2 separate regions of the Homo sapiens genome follow, and region 2 is linked to region 1. Evidence: chromatin loops called from intact Hi-C (ENCODE). Cell type or tissue: GM12878. All regions are shown on one strand.

The links. Hi-C counts contacts between places; a loop is a spot of excess contacts. Peaks named below come from ENCODE experiments on the same cell type or tissue, not always from the same donor. Only the 100,000 strongest peaks of a DNase experiment are listed, where the experiment ranks them.
Region 2: a loop joins it to region 1, with 4 times the contacts of the local background. A loop is called at or near these places in 9 of 110 quality-filtered maps.

What each region holds. Positions count from the first base shown.
Region 1 is chr13:109,159,295-109,164,294 of GRCh38, forward strand. All of the region lies in intron 32 of MYO16 (myosin XVI), which reads left to right. It overlaps MYO16-AS1 (MYO16 antisense RNA 1), which reads right to left. Exons shown (of 3, transcript NR_047700.1): 3 at 4,611-4,797. It overlaps LOC105370356 (a long non-coding RNA gene), which reads right to left and starts at 494. Exons shown (of 5, transcript XR_931717.3): 1 at 398-494. RefSeq lists enhancers at 55-560, 561-1,066 and a silencer at 2,970-3,029. In GM12878, no CTCF peak of the experiment used is centred here; DNase peaks (open chromatin) are centred at 1,247, 2,179, 3,087 and 3,637; H3K4me3 peaks cover 1,337 bases; H3K27ac peaks cover 1,403 bases.
Region 2 is chr13:109,230,676-109,235,675 of GRCh38, forward strand. No RefSeq gene overlaps it. Among named protein-coding and RNA genes, the nearest start is that of LINC03061, 32 kb to the right of the region's middle. In GM12878, no CTCF peak of the experiment used is centred here; a DNase peak (open chromatin) is centred at 2,807.

The DNA of each region.
Region 1 (5,000 bases):
AAGTGCTTCCGTAAGTTGTCAATCTTGTGTGAATGGGGAAAAATGATCATTGTGGTGCGTGGCTTTACTGTACTTATTTGCATAAAATTTTCATTTAGTAAATGTGCAAGCTATTTTACAGGTATGGAAAGTGTAGCTCCTTTCAGAAAGAGAATTTCTATAGCAACATTATTAAAACTAATTTATTGTTCATTCATCTTTTTTCTTTTTCAACAAATATTAATTGAGTGCCATCTGTGAGCCGGGCTCTATTCTAGGCACTGAAAATACAACGCACATTGTATTTGCCCACATTCCAGAGGAAGGAGACACAAAACAAACAATTGGGCTGTTCTGTGCCATGCAGTGAGAAGGACTGTGTAGAAAACTAAAGCAAGGAGTGGGGACAGGAACTGACCTGGCGAGGAAGACAGGTGCTGTTTTTCAGAAGGTCATCCAGAAGGCCTGAACACAGTGCAGCTGCCATGCCCTGCTGGACGCTGGAGAAGGAGAGAGAGGCTGGGAGGCTGACAGGGCCGGGAAGGCAAGACCGAGGCCAAGGCCTAAGGCGTGTAAGGGGGGCTGGGGCCCAAGGCCAGCAGGAGTCAGGGCATGCAAGGTCCTCTCAGCCTCAGGAAGCCTTTGGATCTTAATGTGAATCAACTCAGAAAGCAGCAGAGAGGCTGGAGTCGGGAATGACATGATCCGACTTATGTTTTAAAGCGAGGTTTCTCGGCCTCAGTACAATGGACATTCTGAGCTGGATACTATAATTCTAGGTTGGGGGACCGTCCTGTGTGTTATAGGATGTTTTGCAGCATTTCTGGCCTCTGCTCACCAGACGTCAGTAGCACACCCCATCGCCCGGTTGTGACAACTAAAAATGTCTCCAGACATTGCTGAATGTCCCCTGGGGGTCAGAAAGCACCTCCTATCAAGAGCCATGATTTAAAACAGAATCACATTGACTGGGAGTGATATTTCAGTTATATAAAAACTAGCACAAGACAACCGAATTTTTTGTATCAACATTTAGAGATTTGCTCTCGCTAGATTAAAATTCACCTTAAATGTACCTACACTGCAAACTTGTAATTAATAATCATATCTTAATGCAAAGGCCAAGACTTTATTTTTGAGTCAGATCCTGATGTGATTCAATTCTCTCGTACCTGTAAAAATAGCACCGAGCCCGAGGTCACAGAGAAATCTTGTTAATAGGCCAAAAGAAAACACTGCAGGTGTCCAAACCAACCCGTGTTTCCATGGACCCAACCACAGGATGCCACTGAACTACACAACCCCTTACTTCACTAGATACAGAGGCACAAAAATGTCTCAGACACACCTTTAAATATTATACAGGATGTACAGTATTCACTTCCTTAGTTGTTTAACTAAATTCACTGAGAGTTTCAAATATTTTCTTTTGATGTGACTTTTCTTCATTCTCAGAACCCTGCTGGCCACTGCTTGAAGGCATGAAAAGTCTTGATGACTTTGTTTGCACTGTATTATTTCTAAAATTCTCCTGAAAGCATGCATCATGTATATGCACTTTTAACAAAGACCTCTTCAGACTTAATGCCATTGTCCTCTTGATTTCTGATTGTTGTAATTCCCTCACTGCTGAAGTGCTGGGTAGTGGGAATGCTTTTGACAAGGAATGTTGTGTGCTAAGCTACCACTTTACGGGAGAACCCAACCATCCAGAGTTTCTGCATTCAATCCTCAGTGTGTTGAATCTAGAAATTAACAAGTCAGGGCACGGCTGCTTTCACGTGTTTGGATCTAACTGGGAGAAGGGTGTTTATGAGCGGAGGCTGATGCATAATTCAGTAGAATGCCGCGGCTACTACAAGCAGAGGAGAACCCCAAAGTGGGGATGTCGATACTGAAGCCGCAGCACTATTGCAGCTGCCAGAGTGCAGCTTTGCAACCTACAGTTTTCAGTTCATTACCACTGAGGCCTGGGTGGTAAACTCGTCACAGGAAAGAAGCTCCCATATCCTATCCTTTACATCAACAAATGAAACAGTGAAGGAAAACTTTACATAGAGGAGCCAAGAGTAAAAGAATGACTGTGTGGGGACTGCTGAGCCCTCTGGGCCTCAGTCTGAATCTGGCTGCCTTGCCATGAGTTGTGAAATGTTTACACAGAGATTAACTTCCCCAAGCCTCAATGATCTCATCTCGAAAATAGGTGTAATAGTGACAACTCTCCAGAATTGTCATGAGAACAGAGCTAAACCAAGCACCACATCTAGCAGGGAATTGGCACCTAATATACACCTGGGTGATGGTAACTATTGTAAGAGCAATGTGAGGAAGTATCATGCTGACCATTAGTTCTTATGCCTTACGTTAAGAAGGGCCTTTTCCCTTATTCCCATCCAGAGCCAGGCTTAAGTAGATAAATGTTTTTAAGATTTAAAAAATTAAAATTTAATTATAAATTAAGATTTAAAAAACTAAAATTTAGCAGATAATTTAAGGATTTCAGCCTAACCTGTGTGACCGTTTAAAAGCATGTCATGGTGGCCGAGCACAGTGGCTCATGTCTGAAATCCCAGCACTATGGGAGGCCAAGGAAGGCAGATCACTTGAAGTTTGAGACCAACCTGACCAACATGATGAAACCCTCACTCTCCTAAAAAATACAAAAATTAGCCGGGCATGGTGGCATGCACCTGTAATCACAGCTACTCTGGAGGCTGAGGCAGGAGAATCTCCCAGGAGGCAGAGGTTGCAGGGAGCTGAGATCGTGCCACTGCCCTCCAGCCTGGGCAACAGAGTGAGAGACTCTGCCTCAAAAAACAAAACAAAGCCCAAAAAACATGTCTTGGCTATAGTTTAACCTGCCAATTGAAAAATAGAAATACGTTTAAACTTTAATTGCAAAAATGAGAATTTTGGCTGCAATTTAAATACATCAGTTGATGAGATAGAAATCAGTTGTGAGGGAGGCCAGCCTGAAGTACTCAGACTGAGAGTCAGCAAGTGCCTTAGAGGATTCGTTTATTGCCACCAGGTGTAAGAGGACTGTGCTCATTCAAAGCCTTGGGGAAGCCCTCACTGCGCTGAGAATAAAACCTCTCAGTTCCTCTTTGGTGGTTTCCCAGGCCCTGACTCATTAGTACCTGGTTTCTTGAACATGGTGAGCTCTTTCCTGCTTTGGGGTATTTACACATGGTGTGGAGGTTGCCTTTCTAAAATCACGAGCTGAAATGCAACCTCATGGACCTCACCCACCTTGCCTGGCTGCCCACCAGTGTTTTCCACTTACTAGGTTTTCCACGTAGCTGTGAGTCCACCACGTTTAATTATCTGCTTGTGTATCTGCTTGTTTATTGCCAATCACCTTTTTGGGAGAGAAGCTCCCAGGTACCAGGCAGTGGTATTCATTATGTATCTCCCGCACTCAGTGAGTATCTGGCACATAGTAGGCACCCAATAAATAACTGAATTAAAGAGTGCAAAAATAAAATAGGTGAAAGCAACATAAAAGCAGGTGAGTACATCTTGAGCCAGTTTTAAAACAGAACCTGTTTTACTGGCATTCGGAAGCTTAACAGAAATAAAAAAAAGCCAAACTAGAGTTGACCACATTGAATAAGTATTCTTTCAGTTTCAGCCCATTCAATAATTGCTCATTGTCAAGAGCTAAAACAGTTAAGATCACCTGACTTTCACTTTTGTTGCCATTCTTGTACATGCTAACTTGACTGAAGGTCTTTGTTTTTTATGTATAATGGAGTCAGGAGCCACAGTGGCTCGCTGGATCATTTAAATTTAAACTCTTCTGCCTAGTTTTCAAAATGCCGATAGTTTTGCCTTTATTCCATCTATCCAGCGTTTCCTGCTCATAAATCTTGACCTGCTTTCCTTTCTGGGCAGAACAGGCTGTGCTCTGTGCTGTAAAGGAGAGGTCCCTGCGGGTGATCTGACCAAGGTCCTGACTGGTGGGTAGGAAGACTTGGGGTTGATGCGGGAGAGGGCTTGAGTGCACCAAAGCAAGAAAACAGGAGTCAATATGGAGAATTTGGATAAACATGCATTGCTTGTAGTGCTATTTGAGGGTATGTCTCGAGAGGCAAGAGGAGATAATGTCAAGGTAGGAGTTAAGAGGGACCAAGTCAAGACCAGCCTTGAGAGATAAGCTCTGGGGAGATGGAACCTTCCCTTCCTTCCTTCCTTCCTTCCCTCCATCCCTCCCCACTCCCTCCTTCCCTCCCTCCCTCCCACCTCCCTCCTTCCCTCCCTCCCTTTCTTTCCTTTTTTGCTTTCTTTCATTGTTTTCCTGTCTTCCTCCCTCCTTCCCTCCCTGTCTCCTTCCTACCTTCTTTCTGTAGATTGCAACCAACAGCAGTTTATCCAAAACTTTTCAGCATGGAAATGACATAATCCAATTTGTCTTTTAATGAAAAATAAAGACTGAATAATAATCAGAACATACAGGTTAAAGTTCCATTCTATCTCTTTCCAACTGCATGACTCTGAGTAACCCTAATTCCTTCTTCAGCAAAATAAGGATAACATCTCTGCCTATGGAGGTACCGGTGATTGGGATTGGGGTGGTAATACACCGTTCTGCCATATTTAAAGTATAATAAAGCAAATGATGTGTGTTGTCCCATTCAAATAATTTATTAGTCTAAATCTTTAGAAAAGCCTAACTTTAAGACAGTCAGAATCAACTGTGTCCCAACAGAAAAGAACCAAAGTCTCACGCATATCCTTGATGCTGAATCAAAAGTCTCCAATAGGTTGCAGCTTTTTTGAGGTTCCTTAGGAAGCAAGAGCCAATCCCAGGTGCACCTGTGAAGTCAGAGAAAGGGAACTTGGCAGAGGTGGTGATGGGGGGATGTCTGGCCCCTTGATGGCAGTTGTGCCTGATTTGCAAAGTCTGATTTTGTGCCTAAGGGTAATGCAGTGACCATGGGGAAACCTACCTCCATTGGACATTTTTCCAAATAGAAGCATTTGCTGTGTTTCACTTTATTAATATTACATCACTTTAA
Region 2 (5,000 bases), 71 kb after region 1:
AACCTGCAAATGTGGTGAAGGAACAAGCTAGAAAACCATCCCCATGAAGCTGACTCATGAACAGAGGTCCCAACTAGTGCCTGCAAATTGGCACACAGTCATAAGGTGAAGGACCTAGGAAATCTTAGTACCTTCAAGTCTTTTGAAAGGGGGACCAGACAAGTAATCTATCTTCTTAGCTGAGGGAGATGTGACTCTTCCCATTTTATTTTTCTGATAAAACCAATGCAGTGTATGTAAAAATACTTTTGGGCCTCTTTTTTTTTGTTTTTTTGTTTGTTTGTTTTTTGACAGAGTCTTGCTCTGTTGCCCAGGCTGGAGTCCAATGGCGCAATCTCAGCTCACTGCAACCTCCTCCTGCCAGGTCCAAGTGATTCTCCTGGCTCAGCCTCCTGTGTAGCTGGGATTATAGGCATGCACCACCATGCCAGGCTAATTTTTGTATTTTTAGTAGAGATGGGGTGTCACCATGTTGGTGAGGCTGGTCTTGAACTACTGATCTCGTGATCTGCCCACCTCAGCCTCCCAAAGTGCTGGGATTACAAGCGTGAGCCACTGTGCCCGGCCCTAAAAAGCCATTTTTCTAATCATTTAGTTAATAAACGTTTACATCATGACTTGAAGGAGCAAAAAAGATAGTCTTGCAATTGAGCATGTAAAGGAAGATTTTTGCAGAAGAAAGGGTAGCAATACAACAGCCAGCAGATGCAGGTTCCATTAATGTGCCTGAAACACACACAGAACAATGTTAACATAGTAAAGCAAACACTGTAAACCTTAAAGTGAGGAGGCCGAGTTCCATGTGCATGTGTGTCACCAATAAGCCTTCTGACCTTAGACAAGTCACTGCACCTTTCTGCTGCCTTAATAAAATGAACAGTTTTACTACCTCAACATTTCTTTCAGCTTTAAGTATTCTAACCAACAAGCAAAGTTTTTTAAACTTTCTCCATATTAACTTTCTTATCAAAATCTGTAAGATGGAGTAAATGAACATGCATGTCCTTCTAAATGATAAACTCAGTGGGATGCACATAAGGGTAGTTTGGAGGGTCACTGGATGCAGCAGATCTGAGGCTTAGTGTGCATGGGGCACTGCTTTGCATCCAACCACCCTACACTTGCACCCTAATATGCTTTTGTCTGGCCAAAAGCAGGAAAATTGTTTTTTTTATTGAATTTATCTCATTTATTCCCCTCAAACATAATGCGTTAATCCTTCTTCTATAGTTGAGCAAATTGAGGCTAAGAAAGGACAAGGCAGAGGTCACCCAGCATGAAGTTTGATCTAGGGCTCTCTGTTTCCAAACTTTCCACTTCTCTGTATAAAGACCAGCTGCCAAACCTCTGCCCCACAGGCAGCACTCACAGCACTATCTGTGCATGGAGGTTTGGCAGCCTCTCTGAAAATAGCACATCTATATGATTTCTATGTTTCCTAAAGAAATTACTATTTGGTGAATCATGCTAATGGAGAAAAGACAGTTGAGACAACCTCTAGAAGGAATCAACTGTTCACAGGATTTCGGCATTCTAGAAGGTAGGAATAACCAGCCATGGAATGAGACTCCAAAAGCATCCTGAGTGTGGCCTCCCATGGCTCCCTTCTGAGAGGCAACTCATCTTTTGTAGACTGCAGAGCATATGCACATTGGAACAGGTTACAAAGACTGGTGTGAAAATTCCCCCATGTCCCTTAACATGATACCAAATCCCACTTGCTTGAAATAACTTGGAGTGGTCTCACCTAAGGACAAAGGTAAAAAAGCAAAATGAAACAAAACAAGTTCTCATCCATCTCAAAGGGATAAATGGGATAAGGGTTATTCATTTGTTTTACTTTTGCCTTATTTTGTTGAGAATCCATTTGGGAAAATAAGTTAAAAACGACACTAGAAAAAATGCTGTGAATTCTAAAGGTCATTGATTTCTCTTCTCCCTGGGCTTGCATTTTCACTCTAATTTTGGGGGTTGTGACACTAATACAGGTTAGAAATTGTGCAGATAAAATTCATGTCTTTTTTTTTGTTTTCTGCACAACTTGCGGAATTTCAGTAATAGTTTGTTCTATGTTAGTCTCAAGTCATACTGATATTTTCATATGTAACTATTCCTGGTTCAAAATTTCAATCTAAAATTTGTTTAGAAGTTTTTATGTTATACCTAATGTTGACTTGGTTTGAATTTCCATGCCTTAATCAAGAATAAACCTTCCCACAGCTCCTGTCAAGCCATTAATGCCAGGTGAAATGAAGTAAAAAAAAATGTGCTACCAATGAATTCAGTTGACATGTGGCCCATGCTTTCACTGTAATCTCTAAATAAGAAAACATATGGTGATATATTACCTTGAGAAGCATACCACTGGAAAATAAATCAAAGAAAAGAATATTCCAAAATGTAGTACTTTGCTTTCAGCTATCAGACCCACGTTTACTTTTTGGATGCTTTCTTGCTTCCTGTGGTTTATTGTTGGGTGTTTTTGTTGTTGTAGTTGTTGGGTTTTTTTGGGGTTTTTTGTTTTTTTTTGTTTTTTACTTTACCTCTATTCACGGCCTCTTTATATCCTCTCCTTTTTATGGCAGTTACAAGAGGACTGTTCACACATCGAAAAATGTTTGCTCACTCAGAACTGTGACCCGGATCATTCATTGGATGAGAAATGACACCCCAGCACTGGGTAGCTGTTGAACGAAAGGGTCCCTACCCCCTTGTTGAATGGCTATCTGTGGTGGGCCTGCCAGAAGCTGGTGGAGCTGGGATGTGGCCGGGACTACTTGTTCCTCTCTTCAGCCAGATGAAGAGGGCAAAGAGAGAGCAGCGAAAAGAAATGCAGTTTCACTCTCACCGTGGATTAGTCATTTGTGTGAGAATGAGACTAAGTTAGTGCATGCATTCTCCTTGCATTTTCAACTGAGAAATAGGTCTGATACTTTGGTATGAAATTCACAGAGAATCCCACTGAAATTTTCTCTGTGCATATCCTTATCCTTTATGTATGGATCACCTAGAGCAAGTTCATTTATTCACATTTAAACATAGATTTCTGAAACTCCTCCTCTGCACATTTGGCATGGAATACGTATTGATGTTACAGTAGGCAGAAAAACAGAATAATTCCACATATAACCATTTGAAAAGTGGTGTTGTCAAGCACTATGAAGGCAAAAGTACAAGGCATAATAAAAATTTAAAGAATAAATCAGGTTTGCTTAAAGGAGTCATGAAAGTATTTTCCAAAGTGGAATTTATACTGAGACATAAGAATCAGTGAAAACTGGCAGGTGAAAAAGGAGATGAATGTAAGACTCCATTACCATGCTGGACATAGAGAGTCCCAGAAATGGGAAGCTCAGATGTACTCTCTTCTACTAAATGACTCTTCCCTTCTAAGTTCTCAAAACTCCTCTGCATACACCTTCACTGCAGCACCTGCCAGCTGGTGTCATGATTTCTGTCATTCTCACTCAACTGTGGGGATGTAAGAAATCTTCGTATGTCTCAGATTCCAGAACAGTCCTTGGCACACAGAGAACAGCAATATACTATTAATGGATGAATAAACTAAAGGGTGCATAAATGAATGAATGAGAACCGGTTAAAGAGTTTTCAAGATATCAGGCTGTGACACTTATGGTATCACTTATGATATCCGCATCATCCCAAATTTCTAAAAACAATGTAACAAATATTGGTTTAACATGTAAATCATTACACAGGACTTTTGATGGATCAGAAAATGTGGGGGAAAATCCCTTAAATGTGGAATGTAGTGGCAATAGAATTGCAAAGGAAATCACAGCATAACATGCATGCAGGAGGGCCATGGCCAATGGGGGGCAGATCCCACAGCACTCCATGGACACAAAGGGGCACCAGGACTCCCTGAAGATACTTAGCTGGGATACCCTCATAGGAGAAGCCAGGTGTGCAACACAGACATCTCCCCTTTTCCACTATTAGCCAAGCAGAATATATAGGCTTAGCACATGTCAAAAGGCTCAGTCAGAGAGAATGGCAGGACCCCAGTGCTATGTTCTGAATGTTGGTGTCCCACGAAAACCATATGTTGAAACCTAATATCATATTAAAACATGGGACCTTTGGGAACTGAGTAAGTCATGAGGGCTCCACCCTCATGAATGAGATTAGTGCCCTTAAAAAGGGGGTGTGCGTGAGGTCCCTTGCCCTTCCTGACACTTGAGGATGCAGTGAGAATGCACCGTCTTCAAAGCAGAGAGCTCTCATAAGACACCAAACCTGCTGGTGCCTTGATCTGGGACTTCTCAGCCTCTAGAGCTGAGCAATACATTTGTGTGGCTTATAAATTGCCCAGTCTATGGTATTTTGTTATAGCAGCCTGATATGGTTTGGCTCTGTGTCCTCACCCAAATCTCATCTTCAGTTGCACTCCCATAATTCCCATGTGTTGTGGGAGGGACCTGGTGGGAGATAATTTGAATCATGGGGGCGGTTTCCCCCATACTGTTCTTGTGGTAGTGAATAAGTCTCACCATATCTGTTGGCTTTATCAGGGGTTTCCGATACTGTTCTCGTCGTACTGAATAAGTCTCACAATATCTGTTGGCTTTATCAGGGGTTTCCGCTTTTGCATCTTTCTCATTTTCTCTTGCTGCCGCCATGTAAGAAGTGCCTTTTACCTCCTGCAGTGATTCTGAGACCTCCCCAGCCATGTGGGAGTCCAATTAAACCTCTTTTTCTTCCCAGTATCGAGTATGTCTTTATCAGCAGTGTGAAAATGAACTAATACCCAGCCCTAAGAACTAAGGCGCTTGGGTATCCGGGCCCCTCTGTCCACTAAGACTTGTCAAGAGGTAACGTTCAGCCCTCCCATCTCTCAGGGAAAACAATGTCAAATGGAAACCACGCTGCACATTCCACCCCTTCCCTGAGGTGGCAGCACAAACAAATTCAGCACAAAGTCTAATTGCCTCGGCACAAAACATGAAAGCACCAGCAAGGGTCACCAGGTACTGGAG